Regions from separate parts of the Mus musculus genome. Here region 1 is linked to region 2. A link is a loop called in an ENCODE intact Hi-C map of the cell type or tissue named here. Cell type or tissue: heart. All regions are shown on one strand. Links, peaks and the distances in the headings refer to the core of each region. The heading gives the core; the rest is flanking DNA.

Region 1 (5,370 bases), core at 371-5,370, 350 kb before region 2:
CATGCTGGCAAAGTGAGAGGTCAAACTTCCAAAGTAGCCAAAAAAGGAGGAGGAAGAGGAGGAGGAGAAGAGGAAGGAGGAGGAGGAAGAAGAGGAGAAGTAGAAGAAGAAAAAGGAGGAGGAAGAGGAGGAGGAGAAGAGGAAGGAGGAGGAGGAAGAAGAGGAGAAGTAGAAGAACGAAAAGGAGGAGGAAGAGGAGGAGGAGAAGAGGAAGGAGGAGGAGGAAGAAGAGGAGAAGTAGAAGAACGTAAAGGAGGAGGAAGAGGAGGAAGAGGAGAAGTAGAAGAAGGAAAAGGAGGAGGAAGAGGAGGAAGAAGAGGAGGAAGAAGAGAAGAAGAAGAAGAAGAAGAAGAAGAAGAAGAAGAAGAAGAAGAAGAAGAAGAAAGGTAGATCCAAGAGCCAATGCAGTACAACCATCACTTTGTCAATGTTGGGCCCACCTTTGACAAGAAGAGCCCCAGCTAATTCCTAAGTCCTATTGGGATAATAAAGCCACCTTTTTTTTGGGGGGGGGCAATCAACAAGTAACCAACCACCACACCACATCACTATCATGAATAAATACATAAGTAAATAAATGTCAGTGGTGTTTCAACAAGGAACAAGGAGCTACTCCACAAGTCTGTAAGCCGCTCTCTCCCTGTCTTCTGGTGTTGATCATTCACTAGCAGGGGAAGTCACGTGGCCTAGACAGATGGCAGGCAGCATGCACTCTCTCTGCCTGCCCAGCTTTACTCTTGTTGTCACTAAAGACAAATACTGGGGGGACAAAAGGAAAAAGAAAAAAATTCAGCTTGGTATCATCATGTCTGGAGCCCCAGAATTTGGGATGCCAAGACATGCGACTTGTTAGGAGTTCCAGGACAGTCTGAGATATAGACTGAGAATCGTAAGGAAAAAAAAAATATTAATAAAATAAAGAACCAAACAAATAGCTCAGAGGTCCAAGCAATTTCTATTTCCTTAGGTCTATTTGAACCTGTAACCTTTGTTTGTTTACAGAGCCAGATATCAAATCTAGGGCATCAGTCCATGTTAGGGGGTTTCTTTTTTTCTTTTGGGAGACAGGACCTGACAGTAGCTCAGTCTGGCCCCATAGTAGCCATCTTTTTGTCTCACGATACACTTGATATATAGAATTCGTTGTCTTTTTAAATTATTTATTTTTATTTTATATGCATTAGTGTTTTGTCCACATGCACATCTGTGTGAGGGTGTCAAATCCCCTGGGACTGGAGTTACAGACAGTGTGAGCTGCCATGTGGGTGCTGAGAATTGAACCCTGGTCCTCTGGAAGAGCAGCCAGTGCCTGTAACCTCTGAGCCATCTCTCCAGCTTCTGTAACTGAATTCTACCCCCACCCCACTTCTTCTCCTTCTTTTTAAATATTTATTTATTTATTTTATATGAGTACACTGCCACTTTCTTCAATTACCCCAGAAGAGGGCATCAGAGCCTATTATAGATGGTTGTGAGTCACCATGTGGTTGCTGGAAATTAAACTGGACCTCTGGTAGAGCAGTTAGTGCTCTTAACCACTGAGCCATCTCTCCAGTCCCCCACAGGCACAGGGTTTCTCTGTGTAGCCCTGGATGTCTTGGAATATGCTCTGTAGACCAGGTTAGTCTTAAAGTCACTGAAAGCTACCTGCCTCTGCCTCCTGTGTGCTGGGATTAAAGATGTGTGCTGTTTTTTGTTTTTGTTTTTGTTTTCTTCTTTTTTCTTTTTTTTTTTTTTTCTGAGACAGGGTTTCTCTGTGTACCCCTGGCTGTCCTGGAACTCACTTTGTAGACCAGGCTGGCCTCGAACTCAGAAATCCACCTGCCTCTGCCTCCCAAGTGGAATTAAAGGTGTGTGCCACCACCGCCCTGCGTGTAGCTGAATTTTTGATCTCTTCCCAAGTGCCACTTTACGGGATTACAGGTGTGTGCCATTTCACCTGGCAATGCCACCGCGGCTCACCCAGTTTGGCCTCTAAATCATCATATAGGGCAACCTTGAACTGATGTCCTGCGTTTACCAACAATGCTGGAAGTACAGGTGTGACCCACCATGCCTGACCTTGTTGTATTGAGACAGTCTCACTATGTGGCCCTGGCTGGCTTTGGGTTGGCAGTTATTTTGCTAGTTTCCCTAGGGTGGGATTACAGGTCTGTGCCACTATGCCAGGCTGGCTTCATTTTAGTTATAGTTCCTGATTTTGAATCTTTGAGAGACAGAATGGCAGAGAACTCATGCTAGGATCAGAGTACTTTCTTGGGTTGCTCGGAGGATTTATGTTTTGAGTTTGCTAACAGAAATAGGTGGACAACCCAGTGGGAGAGACTCTAGCGAATGTGTAGAAAAGGGGAGAAACTGTATTTGGTACTGAGATGGTTAATTGCAGAGTGTATAAAAGCAGCTGTTGAAGACAGGCTAGTGACTCTTGCTTACAATCCCAGCACTTGGGAGGCCACGGGAGGAGGATGTGTGAGAGTTCCAGGCTTTTGTGGCTACACTGTGTGTTCCAGCCCAGCTAGACATACAAAATAGGCCCTTTTCAGAAACAACTTTTTGTGAGGCCTGCTGGTGTTATAGACACAGCTTTGGGAGATAGACTTAGAAGTATAGCTTAAGGTTCAAGGCTAACCTGGTGTAGGTCAGTGAGTTCAGAATAGCCAAATGTACATTATGACATTGTTTCAACAAACCAAAATAAACCTGCACTTAACCAGGCCTGGTAGTTCAGGCCTTTAGTCCCAAGCACTTGGGAGGTAGAGTTAGGTAGATAGATTATCTGTGAGTTCCAGGACAGCTAGAGCTACAAGTGAGACTGTGTCAAAAAACCACCACCAACAACAAAAAAACCCCTGCACATACACGTGCCCCTCCTCACAAACACAGACAAACCCCACAAAGCCCCTTGATCTGATACAGAAATCAGTAATGACAGCTAGTTGTTTTAAACATTTAGATTCCTATAGCCGCAAAAGATGTAGAAATCTGCGAGATAGCTAATTTGGCAAAGATGCTTGCTGTCAAACAAACTTGATGCCCGAAATTTGACCTGCTGGATCCACAGGGTGAAAGGAGAGCCTGCTCCCGACTTGTTCTCTGACATTCACATACATGCGTTGGACTCCCTCAAACATATACACGCACACATATGCAATAAGTCAATGTAAAAACAAATAAGTAAAAGGAGGAAAGAACAATTTTAACACCCAATACAACCGTCAAAGCGTTACAAGGCCTGCACCTGAAACGTCCCTCCCCGAAGCCCCGCCCCGGGACTCCGCCCCCGTTCCTAGGTTGCCGCCCAGGCCACATCCGGAAGTCTGGAGCTCGGAGAAGGGCGGCTCCCTGCGGCCACGCATAGCGCGCGGGAGGCGGGTCGAAGTGCAGGCCGCTCCAGGATAGGACGCAGCCTGGCGCGGAAGGGGCGGGCCAGGTCAGGAGGCGGTGCTTCGCGTGAGCGCCCTCGGGCCCGTCTTCCGCGTGCGTTGGTCTGCGCGCGGGAGCGCGCGGCGGGGGCGTGCCGGGGCTGTCTGGGGGCGGGGCGGCGCGCGGCCTAACGGCGGCGGCGGCAGCGGCGGCGGCGGCGCTGGTGCGGGCGAGTTCGGCGGGTGCAGGTCCCGGCCTGCGCCTGCGGAGGGCTCAGGCAGAGGGTCGAAGCGAGCGGCGCTCGCGACAGACTGCGCTCCGCGATGGTGGGCGTCCCTGGAGCGGCCGCCTTCCAACGTAAGTGGGGCGGGAAGGCGGACGGCTGAGGGGTGTGTGTTGAGGGGCCTGCTGCTCCATAGGCGGGAGGCTTTGCAGAGGCCCCCCGGCGGGAGGCCTGGGCAGGGAAACTGAGGCCGGGATTGGGGCACTGGATCCAAGGTCATGCGGCTCCCCGGCCTTCCGGGGCCCTCGGGGCTATCCCGGCGCTTCCTGTGGGGCTCGCGGCTCCGGGTGCTGAGCAGGACTGTGTGGAGCGGCCTTGGAGCTCAGGCCTGGCGGGCGCCCTATGGACTGTCCGCGAGAGAAGTATTGTTTTGTTTTCGCGGCATCGGGGCTGAAAGTCCGGTCCCGGGAAACACGCCGGAATTGGAGCGACGAGTGGTAGATGTTGGAGGATGCCGGGCTGATATTCCGGAGGGCCCTGTTGAATGTAGGCTCTGGGGTCGGACTGCTTTGGGTTCATGTCCTGGCTCCCTCGCGAGTAGGCTGTGACCTTGGCGCTCCAAAAGTCTCAGTTGCTCGATCTGAAAAATGGGTTGTGAGGAACGTACTCTGAATGCTCTGTAGTAGGGTTTAGTGAATCCAGTAAAATCCCCTGAACACACAGTTGCACATCATACTCAAGTGTGAAAACTCACTATCGTAATCACAGTTTGTTATGTGTGTTCCTCGGAAAAGTCCGAAGTTGGCGTCTGGTTGTGTTTTGTTAGTTTGTTTAATATTGTCTTTGACTAGTCCTACTATGTGACTCAGTTGTGTTTTTATTCTTACCTCCATTTCGCTATCCCATTTACAGACGTTCTTCCTAGAATTGTAAGATCCTTGGAGGAGGGATGGCATCGTTTAATAAGAACAATAAAAATTTAATTGTCATTAAAATAGCAGTAATAGCCAACATTACTTGAGCACCAGGCAATTTGCATTCGATTCATTTAATATTTATTAAATCATCTAAATACAAATTATCACTCTAAGTCCAGAGACTATGGCAACAAACTTGACAGACTAGATTCTGAATTTGAGTTTAAGAGAGGGACTCGTGCTTTGTGGATATTTCTTTGTCTATGCCAGGTGACAGTCTAAAAACAGGTATTTGAGGCACGTTGGAGGCTGAGTTTGAGGTCAGCCTGATCTATACAGGCCAGCCAGGGTTACATTGTGGCACCCTGCCCCAAACAAAACAAAATAACAAAAACAACAACAAAACCCTAAAAATAAAACAAAAAAATGAATAAAAGCTAACATCAGGTGTTGCAGGATGTCCGTTGTGCAAGGATAAAATGAGGCCTCTTGAGAGCTTTTAGCCCCTCCCCTCTTTGCTCTTCAGTTCAGCAGTTATAGCGGAGGATTCATACAGCCTTTTTCTTGGGCTCTCATTCCAAATTGAATGGAAAAAGATACAAACTAGATTTTCCCACCAATGCCTTCTGTAGTTAAGTGTGCTGTTGCTGCTCTCAATGGTCTTCTGAAGGGAGACAAGTAACCCTTAGGTTTGATGGTATCATATATAAGAAAAGTGGAAGAGAGGCGCTCGCCTTTAATCCCAGCACTCTGGAGGCAGAGGCAGGCGGATTTCTGAGTTCCAGGCCAGCCTGGTTTACACAGTGAGCTCCAGGACAGCCAGGGCTATACAGAGAAACCCTGTCTCAAAAAACCAAAAAACAACAA
Region 2 (5,373 bases), core at 209-5,208:
TCTAGGTGATCTGACGCCCTCTTCTGACCCCATCAGGCAATCAGGCACCAGGATTGCAAAACACCCATACACATAAGTCTTAAAAAATAATTAGGGGCCGGGCGTAGTGGAGTACGCCTTTAATCCCAGCACTCGGGAGGCAGAGGCAGGCAGATTTCTGAGTTCGAGGCCAGCTTGGTCTACAGAGTGAGTTCCAGGACAGCCAGGGCTACACAGAGAAACCCTGTCTTTAAAAAAAAAAAAATTAGAGAAAACGTAGCACAATCATTTAGCATGTAGACTCTAAAATTGGACTTCATCATTTTTCTAGCTGTGTGGTTTTGGGGAATTTAACCTCTTTTGTGACTGTCTCCTCACTTATGGGGATTTTAATAGTACTTATTTCATAAGACTGTTACAGGGGTTAAGCTTGAAGAGCAGTCAGTGCACTGCCTGGTAACTAACTAGTTAGTGCTGCATAACTGTTAGCTAGTGTTGCCAGCATATTTTCTTAGAAACATCGCCCTTCAAATTCTCATCTTGTGAGACTCTTCTGAGGTGATACTGAGAGTCTTCTTGACATTTCTTTGTTGGATTTGTTATGGTCAACCATAAAACAGACATTAAATGAGGGATCTACTATTTTTATGCATTGAAGACTGAACAAGACAGACAATAGCCTGTCCTTGCACTCATCACACTGTAGTGGAAGTGTGTTTGGCAGAGAGACAATCAGCTAATATACACATTTCAGATGGGACATTGTTCTGGAGAAGAATCTAACAAGAAAGAATACAGTAGTGAAAGGTGGCTATCTAAAATGTGGACAGGTAAGACAATTAATTGATTAATTAATTAAGACGGGGTTTCACTGTATAATCTTGGCTGGCCTGAAAGTTGGTATGTAGACTAGTAGCCTCAAACTCCCAAAGATCTCCCTGTCTCTGCTTCCCATGTGCTGGACTATTACTCCTGACCATGTAAGAGTTCTTTTTAGAAAGCCTGAAGATGGCTGGTCATAGTGGTACACACCTTTATTTTTTTCCTCATAGATTTATTTGTTTATTATATGTAAGTACACTGTAGCTGTCTTCAGACACTCCAGAATAGGGCATCAGATTTCAATACAGATGGTTGTAAGCTACCATGTGGTTGCTGGGATTTGAACTCAGGAGCTCCTGAAGGGCAATCGGTGATTTTAACCGCTGAGCCATCTCTCCAGCCCCTGGTATACACCTTTAATCCCAACATTTAGGAGACTGATGCAGGCAAATCTATGGTTGTTTGAGGACAGCCTGGTCTACATAGTGAGTTCTAGGATAGCTAGAGTGAGACTCTGTCTCAAACAAACAAAAACATTAAACAAACCAACAAACCCAAAACCTAAAACTTAAAAGAAAAAAAAAAGCTAAAGAAAAAAAGCACAAAAGAAACTGTTTAAATGGCAAGGAGCAAGCCATAGCAATATCTAGGAGAATAACATGAGGGCAAAAGCAAAGGCCCACAAGAAGCAGTATACCTGGCATTTTAGAAGACCAGGAAAAAAGCCAAGAAGTAACTGGAGCAAAATAGCAGACTAAAGCTTACAGTGTCAGGAGGGTGGCAGCGGGTGATAAGGTATTCAGGACCTTGTAGAATGTGCACAGAATTCCCAGTGGCAGCAGACTATCATCTGCAATCTTTTCTAATGGAAGCCACGACCGGAGCAGGGCACCAGTGGCAGCTTGCCTGACAGTGGGGCTGCAAGTTCAGAGAATGCTTCTCAGAGGAGGAGGCTCCTCCTGAATATGGGATGAGTGAAAAGGCTGCCTGAGGTGTTAGTTAATAGATTGCTATATCCAAAGTCTAGCGGTGGTGGCACATGAGGTGGAGGCCAGCCTGGTTTACAGAGTGAATTCCAGGAAAGCCAAGGCTACCCCGAGAAACCCTGTCTTGAAAAAACAAACGGACAAGGAAACCCAACAAAGAATAGATGGTATATTTGAGCAAATATAGGAAGACTGTTACACAGAGAGGGAAGTGAGGAGCTGGATAAAACCAGAAAAAGCAGAGGAGGTTGGTAGGGGCTGGACTGATTGATGGAAGTGTTTATTGATCACCATAGTAGGTCTGGAAACACAGTAATGTACAAAAACCAGTAAAGAATTCCTGGTCTTGGCGCTGGGGAGATGGTTTAGTGAGTAAGACTGATTGCTCTTCAAGGCTGAGAACCTGTTTGAATCACCCATTCCCGAACTCAAGAGGCCTGGCCTCGCTGTGATGCCAGCAGTTGGAAGGCAGAAGCAGGGAGGATTAGGAGTTCAAGATTATTCTCGGCTACAGAGCAAGTACAAAGCTGGCCCGGGCTACAGAGACCCTGCCTCAAACTCTGTCCTAATTCCCAACAGGTAATGAAATCACAGGTCTGAAGGGAATGGGGAATACAAATAAGTACGTCTCCAGCTTTCTGGGAGATTTGTGACTATAGCTGACAATGGTCCTCTTTGCTCTCAGAAGACCCCCTGATGGTCTGGAGAGGCAAATTGGGGATGTAAGTGGGAGAGACAGGAGACTGAAAAACTGATTCAAATGGGAGATCCTGACATGATAAATATTTAGGAGGAAGAACCAACACCCAGATTAAGTAAGAAAACATTTCATCCCATAAGGGCAAAACTACTTAATCAGGCTTTTTTTTTTTCCACCTTTGACGAGAGACCCCAGACATCGAAGCGTCTCCGCCCAACCCCAAGCCTTCCCAGCGAATGGTAGCATTCTAATTCCTAGAAAGTGAAATAACCGCTCCAATTGCTTCTGGCCCCTGCCGCACCGCCTCCAGCTAACAGAGAGGGCTCCATCTCCAGGCCTCGCCCAATCAAGCGCCACCCCCGCGCCGCGCTCCTCCCTTAGGATCTTCCTCCTTCCGGCTCCCGCCCAGGGTCTACCTCCGACTGTCCTGCCCGCGGTGTTACCAAGGCCCACCTCCTGCAGACCGGCGGCAACCTCTTAGCACCGCCTCCGCTTCCGTAGGCCCAAGCTCCGCCCCTCAGACTCCTCCCCTGGGCACGCTCTTCCCCCCCACCCCGGCTCCGCCCTCAGCCTGCTGCTCCTCCCTCGTGTCCTCCCGCCCGTCAGCCCTCGGGACCCCCTCCGCCCCGCCTTCAGCACCCGGCTGGTGGAAGCCACAAACTCCTTTCCCTCAGCCCCGCCTGCCTCCTCCGTCCCCCCACCCCACGCTAGACCCCGCCCCGGCCCCGCCCTCCTCCTCTGCGCGCCGAAGCTCTGGACCTTTCCAAAGCCCGGCGCGAGGGGTGTGCAGGGAGCCCACGCGTTTGGAGAGCCCGGCCCGTGCAGGGCGGCGCTGGGGACTGAGTGCTCGGGTGGCAGGATCCTATTCGGAGGACCGAGAGGAGAACCGGGTAGGAGCCGGGGCGGCGGGCAGGCCGAGTGCAGACGCCTGTCCAGCACTCCCCCTCCCCGCGCTCGCCCCATTGGTGGCGGCCGAGCGAAGGACTCGCGGCTGCGGGGCTCGCGCCTCTGTCAGTGCGGCGGGGCGCGCGAGCGGCGCGGGGTGCGGAGCCGAGGGAAGCCGAGGGGGCGGAAGCGGTCGCGACTCTCGCGCGTGTGCTCGGGCTCCTCACGCGGCGGCCAGGGCCGCCTCTTCCCTCCCGCCCTCCGAGAGCAGACGCGCCGTCGCCCTTCGGTGCCGCGCGGCTTCCTCCAGACCTCGGCGCGGGTGAGTGGGGGCCGCGGGCCGCTCCTGAGGAGTGCGGGCGGGCTGTTCCGTGTGCCTTTTTCGTTCCTCACCTCCTCGGGCGGGCCGGTGCCTATTTTTAGAAACTCTTTCTCTCCGCGGTCCCGGGAGTCCTGGGAGCCGGAGTAACTCTCGGCCCCCTCCCTCTGTGCTCCCTCCCGGGCCCGCCGCCCCGGGTCGCCTGCCCCGGGGCCACGCGCGCCCGCCCCTGGACGCCTGGTATTCGCAGCTCGCCTCCGGTCGGTCGGCCGGGCGCGGGCCGGGAGTTGGGGGTGGGCCGGTGCCCGCTCGGAAGTTGGAGTCTTTTGTGCTGCGCCCCGCCCCGACCGGCGAGGGGAGGAGGGGAGGGAGCGGAGGTTGCGCCGGGGAGGCCTCGGGCGGGCTGGGGCCTGGCTCTGGCCTGGATTGGGGCCCCGGGTTTCTTCCGGCTTTCCAGTCGGTCCAGCTCTTTGAGGTTCCCTTAGGCGCGCAAAACTGGTCCTTTCTTTTCCCTCACGGGTCTGTCTGAGCGCCTTTCTCGCTACCCTTGCCTAGCCTTTGCTCGGTGTCTTGTGGAGCGCGGAAGGGAACGGCCAGCCCTCGAACTGGGGGGCCGCGTCCCCCACTTTGCTCCAGCCCGAGCCTCAGTTTTCACCTGGGTGAAATGGGGTCAAGGAGGAACGCAGCCTCTCCGGGTGTTAGTGAATTCAGGGAGGGAGTTAGTACAGGGCAGAAGCGTTAAATGCCAACAGGTAACGTTTAACGAGACTGACCCAGGAACTTCGTGAATGTATCGCCTCATGTCCACACCGGTCTTCCAGAGCTGTCCCTGCTCACAGGAGCAGAAATCAAGGTTCAGAGACATGAAACCGCCGTAGAAGTACAAAGCTGTTAGTAACCGTTACTTATTTCCTGATAGGAAATCTCTTTGTGCAGAGGGCATTTTGATTTACCGTTAGTCTTAACACCGTATAGGTAAGAAAGGTAGGCTCCTCTCTGAGACATTGACTGAGAGACAGGGACTGATCTGCCATAGATAAAATCTCCTTTTGTTGCTATCAGAACTCTGAGGGAAAGTGGTTAGGAGGAAATGTTTTTGCTGGTGTTGTGCTTAGACTGGTCCAGAGATCTTAAGTCTCAAACATAGTTCTGAGGTGTTTAGCTTCAGGACCTCACGGAAGTCCACCCTTTACTTTGTTTATTGCATGTCTCCATCATCCCCCCACCTCAGTCCTAGCGATCAGTCAGTCAGAAATGTAGGCAGCTCCAGTCATCTTTAACTCCCTGCCTTCAGATAGTGTTATTTTTCTTTTGTCTTCCAACATGGCCTAGAGGGATTAAAGAGAGCTAAACTTAACTTTGGCACCTGTTTTCCTTTTGCAGTGTGTTTGCAGTGAGTTTGATACTGGCTGCTGGGATCTGGTTCTTGAGAAGGTTCACAGGTTTGCATTAGTTCCTTGGACCTGTAGGTCTACTGTGTTTCCTCCATCCCTTCAGAGTCTAGGATACAGTAATGGTGGAACATAGGAGGTTGATGGCTCGATAAACCACCCCTTCTTTCCGTTTTTTCTGACCCTTGGAAAGGGGGATGTCATCTGAATGGACTACCTTGGTGATTACTAGATTCCTAGTAGCCTTTCTTTGAGTCTGTTTTGTTGTTACACCTCCTGTACATTGCCATT

Evidence for each region. Hi-C counts contacts between places; a loop is a spot of excess contacts. Peaks named below come from ENCODE experiments on the same cell type or tissue, not always from the same donor. Only the 100,000 strongest peaks of a DNase experiment are listed, where the experiment ranks them.
Region 1: a loop joins it to region 2, with 2.6 times the contacts of the local background. A loop is called at or near these places in 1 of 42 quality-filtered maps.

Annotation. Positions count from the first base shown.
Region 1 is chr2:154,432,917-154,438,286 of GRCm38, forward strand. Cbfa2t2 (CBFA2/RUNX1 translocation partner 2) reads left to right here and starts at 3,568. Exons shown (of 11, transcript NM_172860.2): 1 at 3,568-3,720. The coding sequence starts at 3,687. In heart, for the core only: CTCF peaks have their summits at 3,344 and 3,638; a DNase peak (open chromatin) is centred at 3,395; H3K4me3 peaks cover 2,484 bases; H3K27ac peaks cover 2,101 bases.
Region 2 is chr2:154,787,855-154,793,227 of GRCm38, forward strand. It overlaps Raly (hnRNP-associated with lethal yellow), which reads left to right and starts at 3,256. Exons shown (of 8, transcript NM_001139511.1): 1 at 3,256-3,694. In heart, for the core only: a CTCF peak has its summit at 2,822 (motif pointing left); DNase peaks (open chromatin) are centred at 2,287, 3,067, 3,457 and 4,027; H3K4me3 peaks cover 3,149 bases; H3K27ac peaks cover 3,008 bases.